Linked DNA regions of Homo sapiens: regions 1, 2 and 3 are each linked to region 4. Evidence: chromatin loops called from intact Hi-C (ENCODE). Cell type or tissue: endothelial cell of umbilical vein. All regions are shown on one strand.

Region 1 (2,500 bases), 210 kb after region 4:
GTACAGGCGACTAAAAAACTTTATCTCCAAAGGAACCAAATCAGACTGCATCAGACTTTATTACAACATTGATGTAATGTCTAGAGAGCTTATGATCATAGAAATTTATACTTAGATAACTTGTCATTCATAGGCAAAGCTACAGAGAGAAATTGTGATTTATGCAAGGGCATAGATATAAAACTCATATGACCTTCCTGAAAAACAAAAGATGTACTCATGCCACAGAGAGATAAATCAAAAGACATAACTCATGAAACTGACTCATGTCAGAAGAAATTAGTCATGTAAATATGGATTTGAATCTTAAAATCATAGTTATTGTAGTATAGTTTCAAAATAAAGTGAACATCTCAAATAGCAACTGAAAAAAGCATATCCACAATGTAAAGAGTAAAATCAAATTAAAACTCAGATTATAACAATACAGAATTAGAGGCAGTGAGGGATGGAGAGTAAACAAGTGTACTGATTTATGTAACTTACAATAGATATTGTTGCATTTCTAGGTTGGCACTTAGGGAAGTAGAAGACCGATATTTTAAACTTAAAGTACAATTGTAGCATAGTTTTATTATAATGAGGATGAGATATTATTTAGCTGAAACTATAGGATTTCATCAAAGCTGTAATCAAAGACATTTATATGCTTAACTACGCTTAATAGCAACCAAAACAAGAGTAAAAAATAAATATGCAAATTAAGAAATTAGAAGAAGAATGGTGAAAGAAACCTACATATAAAGGGAAGGTATTATTCAGGAGAAAAGCAGAAGAAAATAAATTAAGAAGTAGATAAATCAAAGCACAGCCAGTAAGAATCCAAGAGCTGGTCCTTTGGTTAAAAAACAAGATAATGGGATGCTCTACTGAAGACTTAACTTGTGTTTTTCTGCTATCTTCTTTAGCAAGAGAAATGTCTGAAAAGATGAGTAATCTTTAAAGGAGAAGCAAGTAGACCTCCCCCACGGCCTCAAGCAATCAAGTAGCTGCTTTAAGAAGGAGGATAAACGTGTAGCTCTATTACGTAGCAAAATGGAATAACAGGACCATTTGGGAGTAGAGCTCTAAGAGGAACCCTCTCTGACCTGTGGGGATGTGGATATCCGAAAAGAAAAAGCCAACAGAAGTTCTAGATCTACAGGAGGGGCTTGAGGATGCTAGGAAGTGCAACCGGGAACCTAGATTAGCAGCAGTAACCAGTGGGACCAGTGTCCACAGCACACTCAAGTGGCAGCAGGAAGCAAGGGCTGCAGAATGCTGGCTCTCCCAGCTTTCTATTAGAAAACCCACCAGAGTTGTTGGTCATTTTAGAGAGGGGTGGTACTTCAAGACAGAGACACTGACCCTAGTGTATCTGGCAGATGGAGTGCTTGATCCAGGTTTAATTTCATTTGAAAAAATAATAAAAAATGTAACCATTTCTTTCCCACAGAATTTAAGATGTTAATAACAATTACATCAATAAAAGAAGCAAACTATCTAATCAAGGGGAAAAGTGGGAAAAACAAGAAAGGGCCTATAACAAAAAAACAGAGGCTTTAAAAATTGTCCTGAAATATATGCTAATAAATTTGAAGATCCCAAAGAAATGGACTATTTTTGAGAAAATATGTTACTAAATCCATTTAAGGAGTATAAAGCCAAAATCAATAAGCATGGAAGAAGCTACAAAGATAACTTGTAAAAAGGGCAGACTGAAAAATGTAAAATCCTGGATGGTTTCATAGACACACCTTTTTATTTTCAAAGAGCAGTTAATTTGTATCTATAAACTGTATAGGGCACCTAAAAACATGGAAAGCTTTCCAACTCTTGTCGTAAAACTAGAATATTCCTGACAACTAAACCTGACAAAGACAGCACAATCACGGCAAAATATAAATTATCATACGTACTTACAGAAAAAAATAGATGAATTGGTTAAAAGAAAAACAAACAGCACAACAAACAGTGGAATGCCAATATGGTTTAATGTAAATATGAATGCCAGACCCATTTATCCAATAGCCTATTCAACCTCTCCATCTGGATATTCAACAGGCGTATCTAAACTGTTGACCCCCTTCATGGAAACTTGCTCCTCTGCACTCTCCCTCAAGTTGAGAAGTGATAACTCATTCTGTCCAGTTGCTCAGATCAAAAACTTTGGCGCCATCTTTGATGCCTCACTGTTTATCGCTCACACACTCATTCATTCCATCAGGAAATCTTGTCAGCTCTACTGTCAAAAATATCTAGAATCTGGTTGATTTTCACTATCTAGTTCAAGTCACCACCACCCTCTACTCGGTGGTGCCAAAAGCACCACTTTTAAAAACCTAAGTCAGATAAAATCCCTCTTATTAAAAAAAAAACTCTCCAGTAGTCCAGAAAGAAATCCATACTACAATGGTCAGTCGATTTCAACAAGGGTGCCAAGACCATTTAATGAAGAAATAATAATCTTTTCAACAAATGGTCCTGGAACAATTGAATAGCTTCATATGAAAGAATGAAG
Region 2 (2,500 bases), 50 kb after region 4:
GTAGTTCTGGAAGAGACTCATGGAAAAACAAACAAAACTCAGGCAGAAGCTTAAGAAATATCACCAGGTTTGGTTTTTAACGATTAAAGCCATTTTTAAAGGAGAAATAAAAACCCGAGGGGCCTTTATGTTACCGAATGTAAAAAGAACACGAGGAAAGTGTGGGCTCAGTGACTGCCAAGGAGATTAAATCCAGCAAAACCGCTGTACCTGGGGGCAGGGCACCGGCAAAGCCCGCTCTGAGATTTTCAAGGATATGGTGAACTGCTGGTGCTTTGCAGAAACCCAGCTTAACTCTCACCCTCTGGGGAACTAGGCAACTCCCTGCCAGTCTTGAGAAACTGGGGCAAAATGCCTAAGGAGCTTAGCAGTTAGGGGATGGGTTGGAAGGAGCCTCATATCTACGTGATGCTGAACATGGGGCTGTTTGAGCCCCCAGGCATTTGTCCAGCTATTCCTGACCCCTGGAAGGCCTGACCTGCACCTTTCTGCTGGCATACTCCTACCCTGATTTCAAGATTGAGCCCAAGCAGCTTCTCCTCCTCCATGAATCTAGGCATACCCTGCAAGGGGCATAGATGGCTTTAAAAGCTGAGCACCAGAATTTTCCTCTTGTAAATGTCATAAAGTAAATCCTTCCAATTTAATGGCTCAAGTATGAAGTCTGAGGAAGTGGATTTTTTTTTTTTTTTTATGGAATCTTGCTTTGTCACTTAGGCTGGAATGCAATGGTGCAATTTAGGCTCACTGCAGCCTCCACTTCCTTCCTGGGTTCAAGCAATTCTCCTGCCTCAGCCTCCTGAGTAGCTGGGATTACAGGCATGTGCCACTACACCCAGCTAATTTCTGTATTTTTAGGAGAGACGGGGTTTCACCATGTTGACCAGGCTGGTCTTGAACTCCTGACCTCAAGTGATCCACCTGCCTCGGCCTCCCAAAGTGCTGTGGTTACAGGTGTGAGCCACCACACCTGGCTGGGGCAGTGGATTTCTAAAGTATTTAAAATTAAGTGGACCTGAGTTAGAATTCTGGCTCTGTTCCTTGATACCTGTGTGACCATGAGCCAATCACTTCCTTGCTCTCATTCTGCATTTCTCATTTGTAAAATGGGCAGGGGCAGGGGGAGGGAGAGAGCAGGAGGGCTTCTGTGTTATTCTCCAAGTAGGTATAAAGGAAAGGACACAGGTTTTGGAAGTAGAAGACCTCATTCTAATCCCAATTCTTGTCAAGCGTGATCTTGAGCAAGCTGCTTAACTTTGCTAGGACTCAGTTTCCTTCTTTTTAAAGTGTGGTCAGTGATCCTTAAATTGTACAGTTAGTATAAGAATAAAATGAGATGAGGTATGGAAAGCATTTAGTACAGTGTCTGGCACAGAGAAGATGATCAACAAATGGCAGCTGGCTACCATTACCTGGGTTTTGACAATTAGTGATTCTGTGTTTATGTGTAAGACACAGTGACATCTAGGGGCCAAATGTGATACTGCACCTAAGCTCTACTAGACACAAGACTAATCATCATGTGTGGATGGGTGCGTGGTGGGAAGATGCTGAGAATCAGAGGAGAGGAAATGGTTATTTTCCTTTTGGCACCATTCACAAACCCTGGCATGTAGCCACTGTTTGTGACTGAATGGGTTTAGGCTAAGTAGTTATGAATCACTTTTTATTTATTAATTGTAGAAATATTTATTGAGTGCCTACCCTGAGTCAGGTTCTGTTCTAGGCACTGAGGATGCAACAGTGGACAAAACAAACATTCTGCCCTAAGAAACATGCATGTTTGTGGGGAAGACTAGTAGTGAAAATTATACAAGTACACCCGTGGGAATACAAAATACAATGTCAAGTAGAGGTGATTTAAAATAATCTTAAATAATGAAAACAGAAGGAAGGAAAGAAAAAAAAGAAGCACTGATCTGAGCACCAGAGACCCCTTGCATTAGGCAAGGCCATCTCCCTATTCTTAGATTCTTTGACTTCCTTCCTTCTCTTAAATGCTGCCTGAACTTCTCTCTGGGTTACGTCAGTACTCACTGATGCTATCACATGCAGTCCTCTCTCTGTGGGTAGGAGGTACTTAGTGGCAGATGAGAGCAAAGGCACCCAGTAATGATTAAGCACCTGGTTCTGGAATCAGATCTAAGTTTGAAATGAACTAACTAGTTGTGTGATCTTGGGTAATTCCCTTCCCACTCTGAACCAGTTTCCTCATCTAGAACATGGGGATAATATTTGCACATCCCACACTAGATTACCAGAGCCTGGCTTACAATAACTGTTCAACAGATCCAGCGATTTTTACTAAATGTGACTTCTGGGTTGTTTAGAGCAGGGATTAGCAAACTACTGACTTGGCCCACCATCTATTTTTGCAAATAAAGTTTAATGGGAACGTAGCCTTGCTCGTTTAAATGAGCGTACCCTCAATTACAAGGAGGGTAAGGTAGAGAAGAGAAATTTACACCTTTACCATACTCATTTAAATGAATGTCATGTG
Region 3 (2,500 bases), 95 kb after region 4:
AAGAAGGAAATATTCTAGCCAGAGGCAAAAGCCAGGGCCAAGTCCCTCAGGTGGGGAAGAGCTTGGAATGTTCAAGGAACAGAAAAGGCCAGCATGGCCGGAACACAGTGAGGGAGGCAGGGTTGTGGCTGGGCGGTGGCAGATGCATAGGTGGACAGGGGCCAGGTCACATTGCCCCCAGAGACCATGACAAAGGGTCTGGACATGACTCTAATGAACAGCGATGAGGGTGGGGAGGTGAAGCGGAGCAGCCTGTGATGTGATTTCAGGTTGGAGAAGATTGCACTGTCTGTGGGGTACAGAATGGATGGTAGTGTGGCAAACGTGGAAGCAGAGACTCTGGAAGCTCTGGCTCAGTAATCCAGGTGTGAGAAGATGGTGGTTTCAGTGAGGCTGGTGGCCAGACTCTGTCCCTCCACAGCTCAGACTGCATGGCAAATGTAGCTAAGCACCGAGCCCAGGGCAGTGCCTGTCTTCCGTTTGACTCCTCTTATCCTGTGTGGTGGATGCCAGGGGTGCGCCCAGACACCCCACCCAGGATGGAGGCCCTCCTCCCCAGCGGCTAGCATCTGGCTCCTGTTGAGATGCCTTGCACCCAATCAGAGCTATGTTAGTTCAGGTTATGCCCCCTCCCTGGGGGCAACCTGCAGCTAGCAGTCAGTGTGAAGGGTCATGGATCTAGCCCTGCTGCCTCAATTCAGGACACCCGTGAAGGACCATGGAATCCCGAGGTCCCCTGGGATTGGCTGAGCTCATGATTGCCACTGCATCACATTTTGACTTCTCCCGCTGCCCAGCGCTACTTGGCTTCCTCCCTTCCAGCTTCTGTTCCTGAAAACATATCCTGATAAACTTCCTGTATGCAAATCTTTGTCTCAGAGCCTGTTTTCTGGGTAACCCTGTCTCAGACACCCTGTCATCAAAGGTCGCTGGGGCTGGCTCTTTCTTGCCACCTGAAGGAGCTGAGCAACAGGGCATGGTGGGAACAGATGGGGCAATGCTGCCACTAGATGCTTTCAGAGCCACCGTGGCCTGCAGTTCAGCCAGGGGAGCCAGGCCAGCTTCAATTCCTAACACCCCAGCTTGAGCTGGAATTTTTTTTTTTGGTTTCCCTCCCACAAAGGTTGCACTTCTCCCAGCACATGTAGTCTTTATGTAGAGATAAATATCATGACTCTCCTTAAGCTTTCGTCTTGTGCAATTCCAGGGCTGTAACAGAATCATCACATTCATTTGAGACCAATCCAGGTGATGAGTTAAATTCTAAGGCAAGGGAGTTTGGTAACTCTGGCCGGGGTGGGGGCTGATAACTGTCTGGTGGCTCACAGTTCACACTCACTCTTCTACACTCTCCTCCTTGTGGCAGGGACTGGAAGCCCTGAAACTACATTTCCCAGAATCGCCTGCCAGCTGGTTTCCATTTAGGGAAGCGGTCATGGGAGATTAGAAAGAACGCATAAGCATGCATGAGGGAAAAGCTTTTTTTTTTTTTTTTTTTCTTCCTCTGCTCTGGTTGCAGCAAGGGGAGCTACGAGTAACTGCAGGTGTCTGTGGGGCCCAGCAGCTTCTGATTCCTGAACCGTTGGAGTGTGGGGGCCCCTGGCTGCATGCTCAGTGGCCAGAGATAGGGCCCCAAAAGTAGCAGAAACAGCAGCAGCAGGAGCCTCGGAGGCCTGTCTACCTGGGCTTTCCCTCCATTATTTCATTTGTATTCCAAATCTGCTCTGTGGTCATTTTTATAAATTCCCTGGAAGTAAGATCTGGTATCAATCAACATCCAGTCAAGAAAACAAAAACCACTTCAGGCATTTCAGGGGCAATGGCAACATCACTTTCCCTTTCATTCTTCCTGCCCAAGGGGCATGGCAATTTTCTGAAGAACTGTATCTGCCACAACAGTCTCTACCTGTTTTCCTCCACCATCCCTTCCAACAAAGTTGGAACCAGTTCCTGTATGAAATCTCCCTCTGAAATGACTGAAGTGGTTTGTGTTTTCTCCACTGGATGGTGATTGATAATGGATTCTAACTTCCAAGGAGTTTATAAGAATGACCACAGAGCAGATTTGGAATACAAATAAAATCACAGAAGGGAAAGTTCCAAGTGGATAACTTATAAGGATTTTTTTTCCCCCTGAAAGAGATGTTGCTAACGTCAAAGAAAGCAGTCTGTTTCATAAAAATCAATCCAAACTAATAGTTCAGGTTTAATTGGGAGCCATAAAGCTGCATTTTCTCCTTCAGCGAAATCTTCAGAATGTATAGGGTAACTTACGGATAAAACCCTAAGTTTTGGCGTTTGCCAACAAGAGTAAATATTGCCATCCATGTGAGCTTGGATGCTCATTGAGCGTTTCTGAGCATCAGTTCTTCTACTTGAAAAATAGTAAGAACAATACAAATTTCTCAGGGTTGTTTCTGAGAATTAAAGAAGATAATTATGAAATGAGAATAGCCAGGGATGGGGCACAGCAAGGGGTAACTTATTGTAAAGGGTAACT
Region 4 (2,500 bases):
ATGCAGTAGCACGGACCCATTCCAGTTATGCATGAATGGCAAACCCATTAACGGTGATCCTGTCTTTTCCTCTACAATGAACAGCAGTAATTTATGATGGAATCTTAGATTCTCGGTGTGGAGAAAATTAGTTGTGTCATACAGCATTGCTCAATGGGATGAAGTGCTCTTCACAGGAAACTGACAAGGCTTGCCTGGCTTACACACTGCAGTGGCAGGGAGCCCCTCCCTCCTGCTCCCGGTGAGGTAGTACACAGTGCTTTCACGGAGCCACAGCCTTCTCCTCCTGGACCTCCACTCACCGGGGCTCATCTCTCCCCTGGGGTTCCCCAGAATAATTCCAAGCTCTCTCTTTGAGTCTGCACACCTTCCACAGGAGGGAAGATCTACAGAGAGGGGACACACCACTGTGCCTTCCTCCACCCAGGCCACCTTGTCAGTCAACCTGCTGGAGTTTACCACTGCTCTACAGATTTACCACTCCTACAGGCTTTGAATGGAGCTCAGTACTCCAGGCAGTGCTGAGCAAGTCAAGTGCTGAGCAAGTCAGCTTGACCTCTTTCTCTGGGTCTCCTTGGCTTTCTATATAATCTTCCACCAGTGATTCATGTGTTCCTTCAGGTTGGACCAAGACCCATCAGGTAGTTTTCACAGAACTGCTGCTAGCCCAGTCTTTCCCCCTGTGCTGCTGACATTCCAGCCTGGCTACCTTTACCTTTCTCTTAGCTGCTCCCCTTCCCCCGCAACCCCACCTTCACCGCTCTGACCTCTCGGAATCTTGAAATCTGAATTCTTATCTTTGGCCTTTCAGTTCCGCACCCATCTCAGCAGCCTTAAGCACAGTCCTGGCAGGAGGGTAGCAAACAAACACGATGGGTCCACTGAGAGTTCATGGAAGTCAGTGGTCCTGGGGTGGCCGAGCTGCTCCCACACCCACCTTCCCCATATTCAGGTGCTGATCCAGAAATAAACTGCAAAAATGTTCTGGTCACTAATGTCATCCTCATGCAGCCCCATCTCCCTGTCACAGGTCAGAGGTTACGGTGGCAGGGGTTGGGATAGTTTTGGGAGTGATGATGTTCCTGTTCCTGTGAGGCTGGCAATGGGCATCTGGAAGAAAATCAAGTGACTCCTGCACTGAACCACAAAGCAGACTGTACAAGCTGTAGGTGTTGTCTAATCCATCCAGATTCTACCTGGGCCTGGAGTTCGCAGTGGTCTGTGCAGCCACACATGGGGAGAGATGCACCTGAGCATGCAACCTGCAGGGGCAGGTGGGCTACCCACCCCCCAACCCCCAGTGCTTCCTTGTCATTGTCGTGCACCAAAGCAGCACCACTAGAGGGCACCAAAGAGCCACATGAAGGGTCCAGCCTGGTGGTGGTGGATTACCCTCTGCTGGGGACACAGAACTACCAACTACTATAGATCGGTGGGGCCGGAAACGGTGAAGCTGTCAGCAGCATCTTGTGCTACTCTGGAAGGCACCCACTGGCCTTACATGAGGCCAGATTTCCAAGCACCATGGGGGACTCCCCCACTTCTGGAGCAGCTGTTGGGGAAGTATTCAGGCTATACTTGGGCACTGCACTCGGCCTGTTCCCAGTGTGGACTGTCCACGCAGGCCAGGGCCAGCGAGCACAGGGCACTGACCCCTGCAGACATCAGGGTCAGGGCCTAAGCCCGGGCTTCGGCCTCTTCTCTTCTGTACAGGACAGCATTTGCATTGCCCTTAGAATGTTTTTCTTGCTCTGGATAGCTGGCCTGCAAAATTTTCAACTGGCTTTTTTTTTTTTCGAGACAGAGTTTCACTCTTGTTGCCCAGGCTGGAGTGCAATGGCGCAATCTCAGCTCACTGCAACCTCTGCCTCCTGGGTTCAAGCGATTCTCCTGCCTCAGGCTCCCGAATAGCTGGGATTACAGGCATGCGCCACCACGCCCAGCTAATTTTTGTATTTTTATTAGAGACGGGGTTTCTCCATGTTGGTCAGACTGGTCTCGAACTCCCAACCTCAGATGGTCTGCCTGCCTCAGCCTCCCAAAGTGCTGGGATTACAGACGTGAGCCGCTGCACCCGGCCACTTTTGTTATTTTTCTTCCTTACTTGTTGCTCTCTTTGGCAATTGCCTAAGAAATCATTCATTCATTCATTCATACAGTGAATAACTGTTAAGCACTACCATTTGCCAGATACTGTTCTGGGCATGCAGCAATAACCTGGATAGACAAGAGCCCTGTCCTCATGGCTCTCCCATTCCAGTAAGACCAGGACAGTTCCCATGAGAGGCAGCCTCAGAGAGAGAGGGCTGACTTCACCAGATAACATCAGCCATAAGGACACCAAGAGCTGCCTTATCATGAGTGACAATGATGTGCTCACTGCTGGGTTGGGAACTCTACACCCGTCATCTTGTTGAAGTCACAAAAATCCAACAAGGTGTTATACTTATTTCACAGATGAGGAAACAGAGTCACAGAGAGGTGAAGTAACTTGCCCAAG

What was found. Peaks named below come from ENCODE experiments on the same cell type or tissue, not always from the same donor. Only the 100,000 strongest peaks of a DNase experiment are listed, where the experiment ranks them.
Region 1: a loop joins it to region 4, with 11 times the contacts of the local background. A loop is called at or near these places in 10 of 110 quality-filtered maps.
Region 2: it touches region 4 in a loop (7-fold over the local background); 6 of 110 quality-filtered maps call a loop at or near these places.
Region 3: it touches region 4 in a loop (7-fold over the local background); 3 of 110 quality-filtered maps call a loop at or near these places.

What each region holds. Positions count from the first base shown.
Region 1 is chr9:98,522,478-98,524,977 of GRCh38, forward strand. The region is part of intron 3 of GABBR2 (gamma-aminobutyric acid type B receptor subunit 2); the gene reads right to left. Among named protein-coding and RNA genes, the nearest start is that of GABBR2, 190 kb to the right of the region's middle. In endothelial cell of umbilical vein, a CTCF peak has its summit at 1,246; a DNase peak (open chromatin) is centred at 204; H3K27ac peaks cover 1,077 bases.
Region 2 is chr9:98,363,925-98,366,424 of GRCh38, forward strand. The region is part of intron 12 of GABBR2 (gamma-aminobutyric acid type B receptor subunit 2); the gene reads right to left. Among named protein-coding and RNA genes, the nearest start is that of TBC1D2, 110 kb to the left of the region's middle. In endothelial cell of umbilical vein, a CTCF peak has its summit at 1,460 (motif pointing left); a DNase peak (open chromatin) is centred at 1,587; H3K27ac peaks cover 589 bases.
Region 3 is chr9:98,409,027-98,411,526 of GRCh38, forward strand. All of the region lies in intron 7 of GABBR2 (gamma-aminobutyric acid type B receptor subunit 2), which reads right to left. Among named protein-coding and RNA genes, the nearest start is that of TBC1D2, 150 kb to the left of the region's middle. In endothelial cell of umbilical vein, no CTCF peak of the experiment used is centred here; a DNase peak (open chromatin) is centred at 1,395.
Region 4 is chr9:98,314,372-98,316,871 of GRCh38, forward strand. The region is part of intron 13 of GABBR2 (gamma-aminobutyric acid type B receptor subunit 2); the gene reads right to left. Among named protein-coding and RNA genes, the nearest start is that of TBC1D2, 60 kb to the left of the region's middle. In endothelial cell of umbilical vein, a CTCF peak has its summit at 1,343 (motif pointing right); a DNase peak (open chromatin) is centred at 1,390.